Linked DNA regions of Homo sapiens: region 1 is linked to region 2. The links are chromatin contacts, found by Hi-C or POLR2A ChIA-PET in ENCODE. All regions are on one chromosome and are shown on one strand. The core of a region is the stretch at or near the end of the contact, and the rest is flanking DNA. Distances in the headings are between cores, read along the strand shown.

Region 1 (3,250 bases), core at 201-2,700, 73 kb after region 2:
CCCGGAGAACAGGGAGGTTAAGCAGGTTCCCTAAGGCCACTCGACTAGGAAGGGACAGCTGGAATGCCAACCTGGACACTCTGAGCGTCGCCACTGCACTGCCTGGTCCCTCTCTCTCCATAGCTCTGCTCCATCAGAGTGTTCTCATTATATCCCTTAAACACCCTCAGCATGGTCCTGCCTCTAAGCATTCACACCAGCTGTTCCCTCTGTCCAGAATGCTTTTCCAGTCTCATCTCCAAGGCTGCCTCTCAGACCCTTCCTGGATCCTTTCCTCCTTTCTTTTCTCTCTTGTTTTTTTTTTTTGAGTTAGGGTCTTGCTCTGTCTCTCAGTGTAGTGGTATGATCATAGCTCAATACAGCTTCAACCTTCCTGGGCTCAAGCGATCCTTCCATTTCAGCATCCTGAATAGCTGGGACTGCAGGCATGCACCACCATGCTCAGCTAATTTTTTGATTTTTTTGTAGAGACCAGGTTTCACCATGTTGCCCAGGCTGGTCTTCAACTCCTAGGCTCAAGTGATCCACCAGCCTCAGCCCCACAAAGTGCTGGGATTACAGGCGTCAGCCACTGTGTCCCACCTCTGGGCAGTTTCTTGATCTCATTTATGGCTATAACCTAGCCTAGCATGGCACAGACTATTGTAGATGCTCAGTAAGTGATACTTTGACAGAGTGCTTGCACCATGCCAGGCTCTGGGCTGAGTGCTTTGCAGATATAAGCTCATTTCACCTTCACAATTATCCCTTGAAGTGGGAAGATGGTTTTCATTATACACCAAGGAGGAAGAGGAGGAAGAGGATCAGGGGCTCTCAGAGGCATTAAGTAACTTGCCCAGTGCACGCAACAAGGGAAAGCAGAGGCCAGATTTGGAACCAGGTCTGCCCTGCTCCATCTCGCCACTGCCTCTCCATGTCTTCCTGGGGACTTGAGCATCACAGAACTCACATATCAGAGTTTGGTGATGACGCCTTCACTTCACAAGAGGGGAAAGTGAGGCCCAGAGAAGGACCAGGACTTGCCCAGGATCACCCAGCGAGTTGGTAGCAGATAAGGTCAAGCTCTTGTAAACTCCTGGACTTCCCAGGCCACTGTGACCCTGGCCACGCTGGCTTGGTATCCATGGCCCATCAGAATGAGGGTGACATGTGCTGCATCTCTCTCTCCACATTGGGGGCCGCTGGCCAGGGATGTGGCTGAGAAGGTAAAGCGAGAAGCCTGGATCAGAGATGTGTCTGTCACTGTGACGGGACGCTCAAGGCAGATCCATTATTCAGGTCATCAGGCTGGAGCCACCAGGCAGGCGAGGGAGGCCTGCTGCAGCCGGACGGTCAGCTGGCAGGGCCGAGGGGGGGCTGCAGGTCCCCGGGAGCTGTCACTGCTGACTGATGGATGGGGACAGCTTCCAGTCGCCGGCCATCCCCGCCACGAGCCCCGTGGCCATCTCTGCGGCCGCCCACGCTGGCCTCCCGCCCGGCGCCTTGCTTTGAACGTCCACAAGGCCTTTTGTTCTCGCAGCAGGAGCTGGGCAGGCAGCGTTGAGGGGCCCCTTTCAGAGGAAGGAGCCGCCTGCTGGGGCCTCCCCCTGCCCTCGACCCCTGCTGTGTTCCTCTAATTACCTGTGGGCAGGAGGGGCTGGCTGAGGGGTCCAGCTGAGCCCTGAGGAATCTGCTGGGGGAGGGGGTGGTGACGGTGGTGTGGCCATAGAGGCCTCAAATTCCAACCCAAAGAGATCGTCCCGATCACAAATTGGAAACTGAGTCCCGGAGAGGGCAACTGCCTTGCTTGAGGTCACACAGCGAGTTAGAAGTAGGGCTTGGTCTGGACCCAGGGGTGTTTTGACTCCCCAAGGTAAGAGGTGGGAAGAGAACTGGTGCTTAATAATTTTGAACACCTACTTGACACCTGCCATCTTATTGAATCAGGTCCTTCACTTCCCAGCTCCGGGTCCTCAGGCAGGTCAATTTCCTCTCTCAGCCCCGGTTTCTTCATCTATGCAACACACTTATTTACCAAGGACCTTTTCTATTCAAGACCATGACGAGACATAAATTAGACATGGTCTCTAGCCTCAAGGAGCCCACCAATAGAGGGAGTCTGTAGATGACTTGGCACCCGTGGTAAGTGCTGGGGTGCATGGGTGGAGATGGCTGTGGGGCCTCACAGGGGACAGGAGGGGCCCACGGAGGGCACAGTGTCTGCTGATTTTATCCAGGGAGGTGGCTTTGAAGAGCTGCAGATGATCTCCTGGCTGTGAGGAGCCACTGGAGGAGCTGAGGCAGAGGCAGGGGGTAGCCAGGAGTCTACTGGAAAGGTCCAGGCAAGAGGTGATGAGGGCTAGGTCAAGCGGCAGTCCCTGAACCTTCACACAGTCTGGACTTTGAACCAGTGGGCCTCAGACTCTTGGTGTAGCTGCTTTTTGGTGGTTCCTTAAAAAGCTAAACATAGATTTGCCGTATGACCCAGCAATACCACTCCTGGGAATATGCCCAAAGGAATTGTAAACAGATACTTGAACAGATACTTGTACACCCGTGCTTGTAGCAGCATTATTCATAGTAGGCAAGCTGTGGAAACAGCCTAGGTGTCTATCTACGGATAAATGGATAAACAAAATGTGGCATATCCATACAATGGAATCTTGTTCAGCCATATAAAGGAATGAAGTTCTGATACATGCTACAACATGAATGTACCTTGAAAACATTATGCTAAGTGAAAGAAGCCAGACACAGAAGGACAAATATTGCGTGATTCCACTCATGTGAAATATCTACAATAGGCAAATTCACAGAGACAGAAAGTGGTTAATAGGGGGCAGGGGGAGGGGGAAATAGGAGAGTTACTGCTTAATAGGTACAGAGTTTCTTTTTGGGGTGATCAAAAAGTTTTAGAAATAGACAGTTGTGGCTGGGCATGGTGGCTCATGCCTGTAATCCCAGTACTTTGGGAGGCAGAGGTGGGTGGATCACATGAGCCCAGGAGTTCGAGACCAGCCTGGGCAACATGGCAAAACCCTGTCTCTAAAAAAAATACAAAAATTATCTGGGCATGGTGGTGTGTGCCTGTAATCCCAGCTGCTTGGGAAGCTGAGGTGGGAATATCCCTGAGAGTGGGAGGCAGAGGTTGCAGTGAGCTGAGATCACGCCACTGCACTCCAGCCTGGGTGAGAGAGCGAGACCCTGTGTCAAAAAAAAAAAAAAAAAAAAAAGAGAGAGAGATGGGGTGATGGTTGTGTGACATTATGAA
Region 2 (3,507 bases), core at 951-3,450:
AAAGATGTGCTTGCTTCCCCTTCATCTTCTGCCATGAGCGTAAGTTTCCTGAGGCTTTCCAGCCATGCTTCCTGTACAGCCTGTGGAACTGTGAGTCAATTAAACCTATTTTCTTCATAGATTATGCAGTCTCCGATAGTTCTTTATAGCAGTGTGAGAATGGGCTAACATAGACAGCAATCCAGGAAGCCCATAAAATAAGATGACAGGAGCAGAGTCTAGACCAGGTAGACCAGCCAGACAATGGAGGGGATTTTTCCTTGTTGCCTGTTGACTTGGAGAACAGCGTACCTTGGGATTTTCAAACTTTTTTGGAAACTTGAGTTCCTGAGAGGATCCTGGAGGCAATGGCAGGGTTCAAGTCCCCACTGACTCTGTTTTGACCTCCTTTCACAAATCTCTCCCAGAAGATTTTATTAGGAGGATATGTTTTGCAGCTAAAAAAAAAAAGTTTGAAAAACCCTATGTTTTGAAGTCAGGCTGCATATGTTCACAACCCTGCTCAGCCACAAAGCTGTGTGGCTTTGGGTAAATTACTTAACTTCTCTGAATGACTTAAATTCTTAGTTTCCTAATCTGTAAAATGGAAATAATAATTGCACTGACCTTCCAGTTGTTTTGAAGAATGTGGCAGATTGTGTTTTTCAAAGATGGTCATAACCACATCTCTCATTCCTTATGCCCTTGTAGAATCTCACCATTTTCTCATCAAGAAGTTGAGTGGAAGTTCCCTCTCCTTGAACTTGGGTGGGCATTTGAATTGCCTCAATCAGCAGAGTAGCATGGAGGTGATGCTATGACTTCTGAGGTTAGGTCATGACAATGCCATGCACTTGTGCCTGGTTCTCCTAAGTTACTCCTTCCCAGAACCTGGCTGCCATGTTGTGAGGAAGCCCAAGAAGCCCATGGAGAGGAATGGAGACCCACCCCCATGCCCCCAGTGGATAGCTCCTGCTGAGCTCCCAGCTAACAGCTAAAACCAATTTGCCAATCATGTGAGTGAGCTATTTTGGAGGTGGGTTCTCTGCCCCACAGTTAAGTTGTCTCAGCTGATGCCATGTGGAGCTGAGATGAGCTATCCCGCTGCACCCTGCATAAATTACAGATTATGATTGTTGTTGCTTTAAGGCACCATGTTTTGGGGTAATCTGTAATACAGCAGTAGATTACTGGAACAAGGAATAGGTAAGATAATGCACATGAAGTGCTTAGCACCGGACTAGGTGCATTAGAAGCACTTTTTACACAGGAGAAATTGAGCACAGAGACAGCGATGGTTTGGCCCAAGGTCACACAGCTACTGGACATGTTTTCCCGCTACTGCTTCTGCTTCTTCTCTGCATGGAGGTAGTGAGGATGTGACTGTTGAGTTCTGAGCTGATCCCAGGGCTGGGGGACTAGCTCCTCTCCCCGAAGACTGGCACCCATTGCTGAGAGCAGGGTTTATCAACCAGATCTGGGTATTTCCAGACAAGCTTGCTGCAAGTCACCTCCTCCCTGCCTCTTCCCTCCCAGGCCCTCAATGGCTGCCCCAGGAAGGTGGGGAAAAGTGGTTCGACTGGGCATTGGCAAGTGAAGGGCCCTGGAGGCGGGGAGGGGGCATCTCCTGGCACCAGCCCCTGCTTCCTGTCTGCCTGCAGCTCCTCTTCCCAAGCATGAGTGGCTTTGAGGGAGGATCTGGGTGACTCTTTCCTCTAGGCTTTAATAATACTGTTAATTAAGCAGCCAAGAGAAGAACACGGCTGGCGCCAGCGAGGGGACAATGGTCTGAAAAGGGAACAGAGAGACGCATCAACAGCTTCCCATGCAGGGCTTTCAAAAGAGCAGCTGTGGGGAGCAGGCGGGTGGGGGACAGAAGGGACACCGCCAGAGCCGATCGCAGTGTGGCTGGGCAGGGAGGCGCTGGGATGAGCCCATGCCAGCTGTCCAGCTGTGCTTCTCTCTGGCACCCCCTGCCTTCCCAGCTGGACGAGGGCTTCTCTGGAGCTTCTGGACAGGCTGGATGAAACAGGCAGCCAGAGGGCACCAGCTGGTCCACCCAGACCCCCCATGACACCTTATTTTGCCTCCATTTCCTCATCTACAAAATAGAAGGGTTGAACTAGTTTGCATTTCTTCTTATGTGCTGATCTCAATAGAAGGTGACTACTTGGAACGTTGACTTGAGAATTTAGAAGCCGAATCAATGCTCCACGGAGAAGCATGCTGGGATTGATTTGTGATGTCTGCCACGAATATAAGATTGGCCATTTGGGGCATGAATGCTATTCATGGATTGGATCTCCTAAGGTACATTCATTCAACCAATAAGTAGTTAAAAACCACCTACTAAGTGTAGGTCTTCTCACTCTCATCTAGTTTCCTCATTTATACAATGAGTACCTAGGGAGAAGTAGAGTCATCCCTCAGCATCCAGGGGGAATTTGTGCCAGGATACCACATGGGTATGAAAATCCACAGATGCTCAAGTCCTTTATATACAAAGGGAGTATTATCTGCATATAACCTACGCATATCCTCCCACATACTTTAAATCATTTCTAAACTAGTTATAATACCAATACAATGTAAATGCTATGTGAAGAGTTGTTATACTGTATTGTTTAGGGAATAATGACAAGGAAAAAAGTCATGTTCAGTACAGGCACAACCATCCATTTTATTTTTTCCAAATATTTTCACTCTGGTTTGTTGAGTCCATGGATGTGGAACCCACATATATGGAGGGCCAAGTGTACTTTCTTTTTCTCTGGGCTGTGATCTTTGGAGACAGAACAAATAGGAAGAAATCAGGGCCAAGAGAGAAGAGATATCAGGAGTGCTCAGAAGAAAGTGGTGGTATTTGCATATCGCCTTAAATCGGGTTGGCAAACCACAACCCCCGGGCTAATAAAGTTTGATTGGAATACGGCCACACCCACGTGTTTATGTATGGTCTGTGGTGCAGAGTTGAGTGGTAGGAGGGACAGAGAACTTATGGCTCACAAAGCCTAAAGTAGTTACTGTCTGGCTCTTTACAGGGAACCTTTGCCGACCCTGCTGTATACAATTCAAGGCATTTTCCCAGTCATCCTATCACTTGCTTTTCATGCCAACTCTCTGAGTTTAGCAGGGCAGACATTATGAAGTCCCATTTTCCGAAGAGGAAACTGCACCCCAGCCCCAGAAGGCCAGGCCTTGAACTTGAGCTTCCTATTTCTTTCCCTGGGCCCCCTTCTCCACGCTGCCTTCCATCTGACTCCAAAAGCTGCCAAGCTTTTTGATTTTGCTTCTGAAATCTCTGGCATCAGTCTCAGCCCCCAGTATCACTCACCTGATTGATGCTAACATCCTCCGGGATTTCTCCTTCTAAGCTATCTGATAGTGGCTAGAGAGGTTTTTCTTAAGCCCAAATCTAAATCAGGCCACTCCCTTGCTCAAAGCCCTCCCATAGCTCCCCCATGCTCCACTCCAAAGCCTGAGCTCTTTAGCATGATCTGTAAGGTCCCTGCTGCGCTTGGAGCCTCC

The links. Hi-C counts contacts between places; a loop is a spot of excess contacts on that map. ChIA-PET counts read pairs that join two places held with the same protein, here RNA polymerase II (POLR2A). Pooled maps may share reads with other maps.
Region 1: a map of dorsolateral prefrontal cortex shows a loop between it and region 2 (11-fold over the local background). The contact joins the enhancer-like site here to the promoter of CPMER in region 2. A Hi-C loop is called at or near these places in 5 of 168 maps with a recorded cell type or tissue (dorsolateral prefrontal cortex, gastrocnemius medialis, psoas muscle and 1 more) and 4 of 50 pooled maps. POLR2A ChIA-PET finds 5 or more read pairs at or near these places in 1 of 52 experiments (MCF 10A).

Annotation. Positions count from the first base shown.
Region 1 is chr22:27,640,516-27,643,765 of GRCh38, reverse strand. No RefSeq gene overlaps it. Among named protein-coding and RNA genes, the nearest start is that of CPMER, 73 kb to the left of the region's middle. RefSeq lists an enhancer at 845-1,778. Within about 2 kb of position 1,450, at least 3 of the 41 ENCODE cell types and tissues checked have a DNase peak (open chromatin) inside an H3K27ac peak, as active enhancers do; they include dorsolateral prefrontal cortex, gastrocnemius medialis and psoas muscle, where a contact is called at or near this core.
Region 2 is chr22:27,713,663-27,717,169 of GRCh38, reverse strand. It overlaps CPMER (cytoplasmic mesoderm regulator), which reads left to right and starts at 2,200. Exons shown (of 5, transcript NR_186699.1): 1 at 2,200-2,289.